Linked DNA regions of Mus musculus: region 2 is linked to region 1. The links are chromatin contacts, found by POLR2A ChIA-PET in ENCODE. All regions are on one chromosome and are shown on one strand. Each heading gives the region's core, a stretch centred on a gene start or an enhancer-like site at or near the end of the contact. The rest is flanking DNA. Distances are from core to core; before and after follow the strand shown.

What was found. ChIA-PET counts read pairs that join two places held with the same protein, here RNA polymerase II (POLR2A).
Region 2: POLR2A ChIA-PET joins it to region 1 with 10 read pairs in embryonic stem cell. The contact joins the promoter of Fabp1 here to the promoter of Krcc1 in region 1. POLR2A ChIA-PET finds 5 or more read pairs at or near these places in 4 of 5 experiments (Patski and embryonic stem cell).

Annotation. Positions count from the first base shown.
Region 1 is chr6:71,270,118-71,276,453 of GRCm38, forward strand. Krcc1 (lysine-rich coiled-coil 1) reads left to right here and starts at 1,560. Exons shown (of 3, transcript NM_001354706.1): 1 at 1,560-1,723. It overlaps Mir8112 (microRNA 8112), which reads left to right and starts at 1,554; the gene lies at 1,554-1,684.
Region 2 is chr6:71,195,982-71,202,002 of GRCm38, forward strand. It overlaps Fabp1 (fatty acid binding protein 1, liver), which reads left to right and starts at 3,898. Exons shown (of 4, transcript NM_017399.5): 1 at 3,898-4,012; 2 at 5,627-5,799. The coding sequence starts at 3,946.

The sequences.
Region 1 (6,336 bases), core at 310-2,809:
TAAGTTTTTATGTAATACAGAATATTTTAAAAATAAAATTAATAAATATTTTTAAAGGGTAGAGGGAAGAGAGAAAGTCACTCACATAATAGCCCATTATATGTTGTCTAATTACAGCACAGACCAAAACCTCAGGTTCTCTCTTGTCCCTGTGTTATTAATAAGCGTGGAATCATTAATGGACTGCTTGTCTCTGTGTGAAGCCTTTTACGGACGGAGTTTATTAGGCAGTCGGGGAGTGGCAATGCTTGGCAACGGAAGCAAGTGCAGCCTGTTGACTTACACAGTAGTGTAGTATTAACCGGAAGCAGGGCCTTTAACATGGTCCAGTGGGTGAAGGGGCTTCTAATTCCAGCACTTGGGAGTCTGAGGTAGAAGGATCCTGTATTCCAGGCCAGCCTGGGAGTAAAGCAGTCTTCGGCTTTAAAAACCAAAGACCCTAGTGGAGCTTCCTGGCTCACTCGTTAAATTTCAGCCCTTGCGAGACTGAGAGATGATAGAAAGGGATTGGTGAAGGCGAGTGGAAATGAAGGGTAGACAGACATCTCCTGAAACAGAACTGATCTTTAATCAGAACTGAAGGGCTGCAGTCTCTCAGGGAAGTGAGACTATGCCCAAGTGGCACGTGTTGGGGAGTAAGGGGTTGGGTTTTGTAGGACTGAAAGGGGGGGGGGGAGGCGGAGGGAGGGAGCTTTGGGGTTGGAAGATTCCATTTGCAGGTCAGTTCCCCTGCAGTCAGGAAGTGGGAGAGGCTAGCGGGTCTGGTATGTGGATCTCCTTATCAGAAGCTTCAGCAGTCAACAGTCAACTCTGGGCTTCTCAGTCCATCTGAGGTTTTTAAGTGATTACTTCAATCCATGCTTGGGACCAGCCTGAGCTAAAGTAAGACCCTATTACACATGGGTCGGTGTGCTGCCAAGCCCCAGAAGCTGAGTTCGACTTCTGGGGTGCATAAGGTAAAAGGAGCCCCACCCTCACTCCGCTCCACACAAAATAATGACCATGTAAAGAAAACTAAAATATACTTTAGTAGTACCTGTGTGATGTTGTATCTATGTAATAGGAGCGTGTATGGTGAGCATACCGTGTGTGTGCTTTGAGGAATACTATGCACGAACGTGTATAATCTAAGAGGGAATTTATGGACTATGCTAGCTAGCAACGTACCATGAGCAGGGATGGTGCTTAATATTTAGTCTTAATATAAGAGCACAAGAAAGAGGAAAGGCAGATGTGCGTTTCTTAGATATTTTGGCCGGTGGATCCATACATTTCCAGACTCACTTTGGCTTCCGGGCTGAACCTCGTCACTAGGTTTCTTTCCTCCAATGGCAAGAAGGACCGACACCCAAGCTCCTACCCACACGGACAGAGCCGGTTAGTCCGAAATGGCGGGAAGGGGCGGAGCACACATGGAGGGCGGGGCTAGAAAATTTCCCGAGGGCTCGGCCGCCCTGCTGCGCACGCGCACCTGCGCGCCCCCGCCGCCATGGCGCTGGCGCTGTCCAGTCAGCCGCGGGTGGTGGCGGCGACTTCCCCTCAGGAAGTCAGGTCTCCGCCTCCTCCCCCCCTCCCACCCCGCCTGCTCTGCGGCGGAGGCGGCGGCGGCGGCAGCGGTGTCTCTGCCTCTCCGCCACCTCCACCGCAGCCTCTGACCCCCGGCCGGCGTTGTTGGCGGGGAGGGGGACAGTAGTTGTAGACGCCCGCCCCTGCCTCAGAGAAGGTGAGTTCCCGCCCGGCGGCGGGGGCGGCCCGAGCTCCAGCCCTCAACTCCCGCGGCCTGGTGAAGGCCGAGCGCCCCGGCCCCGCCCCGCCGCGCCTTCGAAATGGCCGACGAGAGCCGGGCGCGGCCCCCCTCGGAGCGCCTGACTCTCTCCTCAGAACCCCTCAGCATCCGCGGCGCCATGGCCGAGGGACCTCACGGCCTGGCGAGGAAGCCGAGGTCCGAGGGGGCTAGGAGAAGAGGCGGCCGAGCCGAGGGCAGTGGGGGTTCAGTGAGGAATCCCCGTCCTCCAGCGACCCCGGGAGAGAGCAGCCTCGGTTTGGTGCAGGAGCGTGGACAGGAGACTTCCCAGCAGGCCACTTAGCGACAGGCATGAGTGGGGAATTAGGGAGCTCTGGACAGGAGGGTGGGAGCTTCCAGGTTTCCTCAAGGAAGAGGAGAGGTGAGGTGGAGGGGACGGATCACCCCGAAGCTTTTCTAGGCTTCTGGATTGCCAGGAAGACGAGTTAGAAAAAAATGTCCAGACGTCTCTTGACCGTAGTAACCCGAGTTTTAGCATTTTTTGACCAGTGTGAGAGTGGCGAGAAGCAAGATTTTATTCCAACCCTACTGACTAGGAGCAGAACTGAGCTGTGTTCTGGAGTGCTCCGAGTGACTTTGGCCTTTAAAAAAAAGTGTAAGGAGAGAAGGCCTGAAGTAGACAGGAGAGGTGAAAACTCCCCAAGGGTTAGGCATTGCTTCTGCCGGCTGAGAACTAGGAAGTTAGGCGCCTCCTTCATCCCAGTTACATTTCAAAGAATTGCTTCTATAGACTCTGAAAGACCGCTGAGCTGTGGGAAATAAGCTTAAAATGAGGGGATAGTTAGAGTCTTTGTTGGGCGTGGTGCTGAGCGCCTTAAATCCCTAGCAGTGGAGGGGCAGAGGCCATCCTGGTCTACATGAGAATTCCTAGCCAGCACGAGCTATAGAGTGAAACACTACCTCAGGAAAAAAAACAAAAATGGCCTGGGACCGGGCAGAATTTGTTAGCTTTTTAAGAGTGAGCTCTACTGTGGGTAGAACTCCTTAGACCCCAGCATCACAAACACGGAGGCGTGTCATCTGTTGAGGGCTAAAATAAACAGTAAACCTGACAGCCAGAGCTTTTCCTTAAAGTGTGGCAGGGGTGTCCCAGGCACTTGACACTGGGCACCGTGTTAAATTGTGATTTAAGTCGCTTTTTATGGATGGAGGTTTGGAGAGTTTTGACATTCTCACCAACACATTTACCAAAACACAAAAGCTGTAGACTACCCCAGTAGATGTGTGTGTGTGTGTGTTATAGGTACTACACACCTGAGACAGCCTGCACCTGTGAGATAAATCTTTAAAGCAGTTTTGGAAATAATTTTATATCGTGGCATTTGATTCCCCACTGCAGAAGAGTTCAGTAAAACACCAAGAAACAGAAAAACTATTTTTAGTACTTTTACCTTATATTGCTCCTTGTCTCCAGTGTGAAAGATAATGGAAGCCAGACTATCACAGGATAATTTAGATTCCTTTTCTATATATAATACCTGTAAATATAACACTAAAAGTAACTTTTTTCATGATATCTGTATTTTATGTCCTTTCACAATTTGGAGAAGTAGCACAGGAGTAAAATAGTATCCTTAAAACATTTTTATGAACACTTCCATGTAGTAAGAATGTTATAAAAATTTATTACAATCAAATAAGTATCTTCAATCAACCGAGAATATCCTGAGAAAATTTTTTATCTGAATTTGTGTGTGTTAAAATTTCTGTCTGTCACCAAGTATGCCAGAATAGTTTTTAGGTGTCAACATGCAATTTTTTTAGTTCTATGGTCAGATCACAATCAACTCTTCATGGAAAAAACAAAACCAACCTTTCTGCCAGTTTCCACATCACTTTTTTTCCCCAGTGATTCTAATATGTGCAAAAGACAGAGTGATAGTCCATATAGTAATAACTGCTGTACCACTTATAGTTAGTGAAAATGAGACTAGTGAGATGGGAGTCTTGATGACCCTGGGAAAGTCCCACACTTGGTCTTGGGTTGTGTCATCTACTGAATGGGGTAATTGGACTAGCCCAGTGCTTCTCAACCAAGGATGTGTCTGACCCAGGCTTCCCATCTTCCGTTCATTTGGAATGTCCAGAGACATTTTTGCTTGTAGCCACTGGACAAAGGAACATAGTAAGCAAATGCTTTAGGTGATCTATTTGGTATAGGACAGAGATGCTGCAACACTCTAAAGACAGCCCCCTTATATACAACATATGATTATCCTACTGAGAAAACATCAGTATTGTCAAGTTTAGAAACCTTACAATAAGCAAACTTCTGAAGGGCTGTGTAAATTAGATTTATAGTTTTGGACTGACTTCCGGGTAGTCTGGTATTCCTTCTGTGGTGTGGCTGTGTGCTGGGACAGTAATAGAACATGGAAGTTTGGACTTATAATAGTCATTTGAACATTTGGCAATATTCAAAAAATGAAAAAACAGCAGTTTAAAAAGTTACCTAGTCACTGATATGGGACTTTTGGAATGTTTTCCCAACTCCTCCTACCTTGCAAGTGTTGGGATTATAGGTATGTGCCACCCTACCTGGTTTAGGACTCTGTATGTTTTATTTTCAATGGTTACAAAAGGTTGGGTGGAGCCAGGTATGGTGGTTCATACCTGTAACCCCAGTACTTGAGAGGCAGAGGCAAACAGATCTCTGAGTTTTAGGCCAGCTTGGTCTACATAGACTGCTCCCCCACCCCCCCAAAAAGTTAGAGTGGACATGTCACACATGCCTATAATTTCAGTGTTTAAAGACTGAGGCATGAGGCTCAGGAGTTCAAGGCTCGCCTGGGCTGCACTGTGAGACCCTGTCTAAGGAAAAAAAAGAAAAAGGACCTCACTAGTTACAGAAAGACTTGTGATTTCCAGTTATGCTTGTAGATAAGACATGATTGGAAGTGTGTGTGTGTGTGTGTGTGTGTGTGTGTATGTGTGTGTGTGTGTTTTAGGCTGTGTTAGAAAACTCCTCCAAAAAAAAAAAAAAAAAAAAAAAGAATTAAAGTACCAGTTCCATTGTCACCTTCAAAATAGGACAAGTAAAACTTTTTTGAAGCAGGAAGCAGATGAATAGGATCACATGAGTCCAGGAGTTTGAGGCTAACCTGAACATATCCTGTCCCAAGAAGAGTCAGTATCACTGTGGTCGGTTTGTGTGCACTAATTTGAAATCAAGGGAAGTTGTGAAAACTACATAATTTAACCCTTCTACCTTACTGTAGCTAAACTACATATTTTTAAACAATTCAAAATGATTACAAAACACTATATTTACATTCTTTCTAAACTTTCTGATTTAACAGTTCTTTTAAACACATTTTTAAGCAGAAAAGCTATATACTGGTGCTGAAATCAGGCTTAGTTTCAAGATAACCAGCATAAATACAGACTTAAATTTTTGCAAAAGTTAAAACTATAGTGTAGATACATGTAGCAAACTCCAAGTCAGTGTATGTCTTTTTCAGTTATTTTCAATAAAATTTATCTAACAATATTGAGCTACAAATCAGACTCCCATGAATTAGCAGTGTAATACAGTATAAAGACTGAGTAATTATTTCACAGATAAGTAATTTAGAAACCCAGATGAAACAAAGAAGTGTCTGGTAAGTGAAAGATTTTTCAGACCTTGTTTCAAATATGCATCTTTAGTGAGATTCACTGGGTCACACTGAAGGTTATGAATATATCCACATACAATTATATAAGTTAAAATTATAGGAAATTATATAAGTTTTATGGCATTATTCAGGGTGCTATGCCTCCTAGATATGGCAGTATTTACTGTCAGTAATCCTTGGCCAGGGATAGCTTAAGGTAAAAATTAGTTTCTTCCAAGCAAATACATTCAGGTACCACCTTCCTTCTACTATCACCCCCATCCCTGGGAAAGGAAGTGAATGGATCATGAGTCAGCCACAGTAATTTACTCTCTTAAATTATTTTAGCTTGTATAGATTGGCTTGTTGATACTAAAATTGGATCATACCATTTTACAACATAACATCACAATTCCAATTTATTTAAGTAGCTACATAGGAGGTGGACATTTTAATATATAATCCTAGCACTTTGGAGGCAAAGACTGGATGTTTACAAGTTTGAGGCTATTCTCTTCTACATAGTATCAGGTTAACAAGGGCTAAGTGGTGAGACCATGTCTCAAAACAACAGAAATAACCTAAGAAATAAAGACGGTGACACAAAGCTTTAATCCTTCAAAAGGCAGAAGCCAGCCTGGTCTACAGAGCTAGTTCCAGGACAGCCAGGAATACACACAGAAACCCTGTCTTGAAAAAATGCATAAATACGTGAATATAATGTACAATATTAGTGCTAAATGGCATATGTCTTCAGTCTACTTTATGTTGATATAATGGAATGCCACACTTTTAAAAGATTTCTTACAGTTCTAGAGGCTAGTGATTTTTAAGATGCCACCATCTAGCGAAGGTCAACTTCATGGAAGAAGGCAAGAGTATGTTTGTGGAGAGATATCAAACTTGCAGTCATAAGTTCTCTTTTAACTAACATTA
Region 2 (6,021 bases), core at 2,648-5,147, 72 kb before region 1:
AATGAAAGGAGCTCAGGTATGGTCATAGCTGTTTCACGGGGCTCCACTCTTGCATGATCATCAGACAGGCATAGGTCACCTGTGCCTATGAGCCATATCTCCAGCCCAACAACTCCATCTTCAGAAGCCTTTGAAGGAGAAGGAAAGGGTTTAAAACAAGGATAGCATTCACTTTGAAGAAAAGAACTAGCACCAGAATCAACTCTGGCAAAGCAGGGGCTTTGCCCAGTGGAGGTATCTTAGCAGCCTGTTGCTCTAAACCCTCACTGGTTCCTCTTATTCCTGTTTGCTCACTTGTTTGTTTGAGTTTAGTGTATTGAGTAAGAGGGCAGCAGACTTGGCAGTCACTGGAGCACTGCCTACAGCCTCATAGGTCCCTCTGCTTCCCTTCCAGGCCTTTTCTGGTCTTCTGTACAAGGGAATCATTGCTTTCTCCATCTTGTTGCCCAGGATGCAGTTTCAAACAAGCTTTCACTAAGTACTTCATCCAGTCATTTACACACACACACACACACACACACACACACACACACAAGATCCCCCAACAAAATTCCAATGCAACTTCTTAACAGACTAGACTTTTAAATTCATTACTTAGGTAAATACAAAAATTCAGTGTCCCACTTAGAGATTGGTGTCTAGATCATCCCCTTCCTAGACTAAGTCACATTAAAAGATATACATTCTAGGCTCAGAGCAAGAAGGTACCTTGCGTGTTCTCATTATCCTTTGAGCCACTTTGCCTACTCTGTCCTAGTGTGCAAGCAGTTGGGTAACTACAAATGGACATAAATTCTTAACACACAAGGATGCTCAGGGACAGCCCTAATTTGATATTGAAGTGACCAAGGTAGCATCATCTTGTCCTGGCTCCATTTTGTGTTTTCTTAGATAGCTCTCGGCCCTCTTCCTCATAACAGTCACACCAGCCTTGGCAACACATATGAGATTTTCACGACCCTGACTATGGTCCAGATGTATTAAGTTTATACAAACTTAACACAAAATAAACTAAGTGAAGAAGGTATAAGTCAAAAATAATTGTAATGAAAATAATTACTAAGATAATTACTATGAACTGTCAAAAAATGAATGTTTCATGGTTACTCTGACCCTCACCTAGCTTTATATAAATTATGATTTCTGTGGGGTTTGCCTTTTAAAATACTGTCTCCCTGACCTTTAGTACCAAGAGACACTGAGAAATTAGCTCACTCTTGGTCACCAACCAAAATTAAAGAACTCATATACTCTTAGTTGACTTAGTCTGTGTGTTTGTCTGTATTGTTCTCTGTGGATTATTTCAGTGTGGGAACCATGAAGCTTCGTGTCTTCAGCATTATTAGAAGAGGGGTGATCAGGAAAAGCAGAGTGGTCAACTCTGCCGGCACCAGGATCTGCTTCTGCTATGTTCAACTGATGTCTCTGCTCTGGTCAACTGTGCCAGGGCCAGAATCTGCCTCTGCTACACTCAACTGATGCCTCTGCTCTCATCATGCCAAAGGTAATGACCTCACCCAAATCAGGTACATATAAATACCACCTGTCAGGGGTGAATGAGGTCTCAGACCGTGTAGATTCCAACATTTGGCTGGATCAGAAGCAGCAAACTGCAGAGGTTCTGGGGAATCTGTGCGATTGAGGTGATAGTGTACACCCCTACTGTAGGCTGGCATAGCTGTTCGTCCTAAGACATCTTCCTGAGCCACTGATGCACTTAACATGAGCTCTTATCAGTTCAAATTCCTCCCCCTCATTCTCACCCACCAGAACTGTAAGGCCTACAGGCGGACACTGCAACCCAGCACGTTTCTGGGTGGAGTGTAGAGCAGCGGCAAGGCAAATGGGCCGGGTATCCAGAGCATTTTGTCATTTTGGCGATTATGATGCAAGTGGGAGGGAACTGGCCAAGAACAGAGAGGACTCCATGCGAGATCTGTCTCTGTGGGCTTAGCACAGGCTGGGGATGGCAGAGCAGGGTTACAGAGAGAAAAGAGAGAAGAGAGAGGTGGGCTCTCAGGGCTGGAGCAACAGTTTCCATCCCTTTCACGCCTATTCCCACTGGCCTCTCAACCAAGCTGCAGGCACACATTCGTACTTCCCCTCAAGTCCCCTTGCCTCAGAGCTCATGTGATTCACTGATTACAGGACCAGCTTGCTGATCTCACTACTCTGTATCTCCTACTACTTCTGCACCACAAGAGCCGTGGCCGCGTTATCTTTTGGAGGTTTCTCTTTGCTGAACCATCACTGATTGAGCTCATTTCATGTGCTCTCCATCAAGACTCCCAAGGAAGGAGCACAATGAGGAAGAATGCAGAGAAGCCAGCCCAGCTGAATGGAGGAGACAGAATGGGGGTAGGCCCACTAGCTGGGAGGAGTTACAGGGAGGCAGACAGCTGGAGGACAGGAAAAGTGTAGAAGAGACACAAATTCAAACATAGAGGAAGAAATACCCCGACACCTTCAGCTGGCCTATGCCTGTGACCTCTAGGGAAAGGTGGGTGATGAGGCTGGGTTTGGCAAGCCTAACAGCCTCACTAGAAGCTTAGACAATGGCAGTCATTTTGCAAGACAAAAATGAAAGCAAAGTGCAAGCTCTATTTTGAGCAGTCATCACAGTCAGGACAGTAGACACAGACCTTCCACGCTATCCGGGGCCTGTCACTGCTAGAGCAATAGGGACCATGGGTTCAAAACTGAGGCATGGCATACCCCAGCCTCAGATTTATAAGTCTATGTAGCCTCGGGGCAGAAAAGACTAGAGGATGGAGGGCCGATGGCTGTGAGTAATGAGGCTGATGCTAAAGTCTAAACAGAAGAGAAATAGGCTGTGAAGTGGCACTTGCTGAGAACTGCCTAGGATGCTGGAATGGGGAGATGAAGATGCTCTGGGTGACAATTCCCCCATGACAAACAAGAACATCAGAGATCTTTGGAAGCATCCTTAGGCCTCTTCCCCAAGGCCACTTCTAGTCAGGCTGAATGCCCGTGTACCATCTTAGTGCCCTGTTCTTAGTTGTGAGGCAGGGATGGGACAAAGTCAGCAGGTAATGCCATCTTTCTTGGCTGGACTTGTCTCTAGCAGATAAAATAATCTAAGTTTTCAGACTGCTGCTTTAGTTAAAGAGCTTACACCTGCTGACAGTAGATGCCTTCAAAGGGGAGGCTTGTCTGGACTAAGGCTTGCCTGGACTGAGACTTGCCTGGATTGAGGCTTGCTTGGAATCATTGAAGAAGAATTCTCAAAATACAAAACAGCTTTAAGGACTGATAAAATGTATGTAAAATTATGTTTGTATAATAATAAAAAATGAGAAATAAACATAAGGTTATATGAAAAAGGTTTTGAGTTCAAAGGTATTTCTCCCCATGTAATGCGCGCGCACACACACACACACACACACACACACACACACACACGTATGTGTGTTTATGTATGTACATATGGATATGTAGTGACATGTATATAAATATATGCATACATACAAGTGTACACATGTACAAACACATACATATGTGCACTTAGGTATATATGCATATGTGCATTGCTGGAGATGTGATTCACATGTTTCTAAATTATTTCTAAATGTATGTATGTTGCACATACATACATTTGTCAACATACATTTCAACCATGCACACTTATTTCATGAGTAGGGTTAAGTCACCATAAAGGCAACATTTACAGAGAGCTTTGCCCTTGGTTGGACTCACTAATGTTTGCTGAATTAGAACAAACCTCTGCCTTGCCCACTCTGATTTTTATCGTTGACCATTGCTCTCAGGAGTTAATGTTTGAGCCTGGCCATAAATAAATCGACAATCACTGACCTATGGCCTATATCTGAGGAGGAAGAATCCCCTTATAAAATAGGCAACAGTGGGTGACCTGGCAGGCAGAGCTGTTGTGGTCAGCTGTGGAAAGGAAGCCTCGTTGCCACCATGAACTTCTCCGGCAAGTACCAATTGCAGAGCCAGGAGAACTTTGAGCCATTCATGAAGGCAATAGGTGAGTGGTGATTATGACAGCAACGAGGGGCTAGCCCTACTATCAACAGATAGTCCAGGTCTGGTGTTGAGGTGGAAGGAGGGGTCCAGGCTATACCGAATTGAGGAGTTCTCCAGTGACTCTCCTGCTCTCTTGTTACTTTTACTGCTCCCCACTGGACAAAGCTACTCCAGGGAAGTGGAAACAACCCTACATTGGAAGATGAACTGGTTCGAAGTGTGTGTCTCATGGCACTTTATTCTAAGACCTTGTTCCTTCACTCACTTTCTAGCAAACATTGATTCAAGGCCAACCATACGCCAACCCCATGCTTGTACATATACCAGAGAGACAGAGTGTGATAGGCTACAATCCTGACCAATGTTCAGAGACAAAGCTACAATCTTGACCAGTTATTTGGAGATAAATGGAATGAAGTGTCTCCTAATATGTATGACTCTATACCAGGCATTGCCATGCAATGCCCACAGTAAATACTCACCATAAAACTGAGCTGTTTTCCCATTTTACAGTTGAGGCGACTGGGGTAGGTGAGGTAGCTGTGATGAGGCTCACAGTTTAGAGAGTGTTTGTGTTGGAGTTAGAAGCAGGTGCTGGGTCCCAGAGACCCTATTTAAACACCCTATGTCTCCCAGGGTACTCAGGTACGGGGGAGACTGTGATGATGAAAGCTGAGCCTGGAACCAGGGAGAGAAGAGTATATAACAGGAAGAAAGAGGCCTGTGGGCAGAGGGGGAAGTGGAACAAAGGGGGTTACCAACATGGAAAAGATGAGGAACAGCAAGAGTGGGGAAAGGACTCTCGGGTCATCCTAGGACTCAGAGCTTCTTTTGCAGACAAGTCAAAGATCATGAATGTGAGGATCCCTTAGTTTTGCAAGGGACCCTCCACTGTCACTGTGAACTCCCCGGTTCTTGTGAACTCCTGTTCATGTAAAAGCACAGATTTGTTCTGAAATCTGAAAAGCCCTATTCTAGGGTAAAGGATTTTTGTACATTACCCCCAAGAGCCTTGACTCCAGAGGCCACAGCAAGTTTGCCAGGCATGGTCCTACTTTGTGCATGGCCTAATTATCTGTAGCTCCCATATCACTTCAAAGGTAATTGGATTTGGAAGCTAAACATTCTGGAGGATGAAGTGTTCCCACTCTAAGAGCCAGGCCACTAAAGAAGGAGGGATCTGTGGGGGGTGGAGGGGAGGATGAGTAAGAAGCAGGGAGCCACAGAGGGAAGGGTCTTTACAACAAATGAATCGCTGGGCTGAGAATGTGGCTCGGTTGGTAGAGTGTTTGCCTAGCATGCATGAAGCCCTGGGTTCAATCCCTTGCACCATATAAGCCAGGTACAATGGCACATGACTGCGATTTTAGCACTAAGGATGTGGAAGCAGGAGGATCAGACACTCAAGGTCATCCTCCACCATAGAGTGAGTTAAGGCTAACCTAGGCTGCAAGAGACCCTGTCTCAAAAAATAATAGTACTAACTGGCAAAGTACTAGCAGACTACCGACTTTCCGCATCAGAAGGCAAAGACCTAACTGCTCACAGGACTACTGTATGGAAATGTGTGGGGTCTCTGTTCTCCCAGTTTTTAACTTTACATGGTCTCTACCAGGTCTGCCCGAGGACCTCATCCAGAAAGGGAAGGACATCAAGGGGGTGTCAGAAATCGTGCATGAAGGGAAGAAAATCAAACTCACCATCACCTATGGACCCAAAGTGGTCCGCAATGAGTTCACCCTGGGGGAGGAGTGCGAACTGGAGACCATGACTGGGGAAAAAGTCAAGGTATGTAGTTCCACCTCCATCTCTTTCCCAGAACTTCTCCTAACGGAGACCATGTCACTGAAACTACTTCAGGCAGGAGACACAGAGAGCTTTGAGAGTAGACTTCTCATTGTCTCAGGGATCGTGGGCATCTGGGCTCTCACAATGGAGGAGGATGTGGGGATAATGGAGCACAGAGAAGGAGCCTCAGTCTCAGGTCTCCCAGGCACAGTGCTCCTGGCT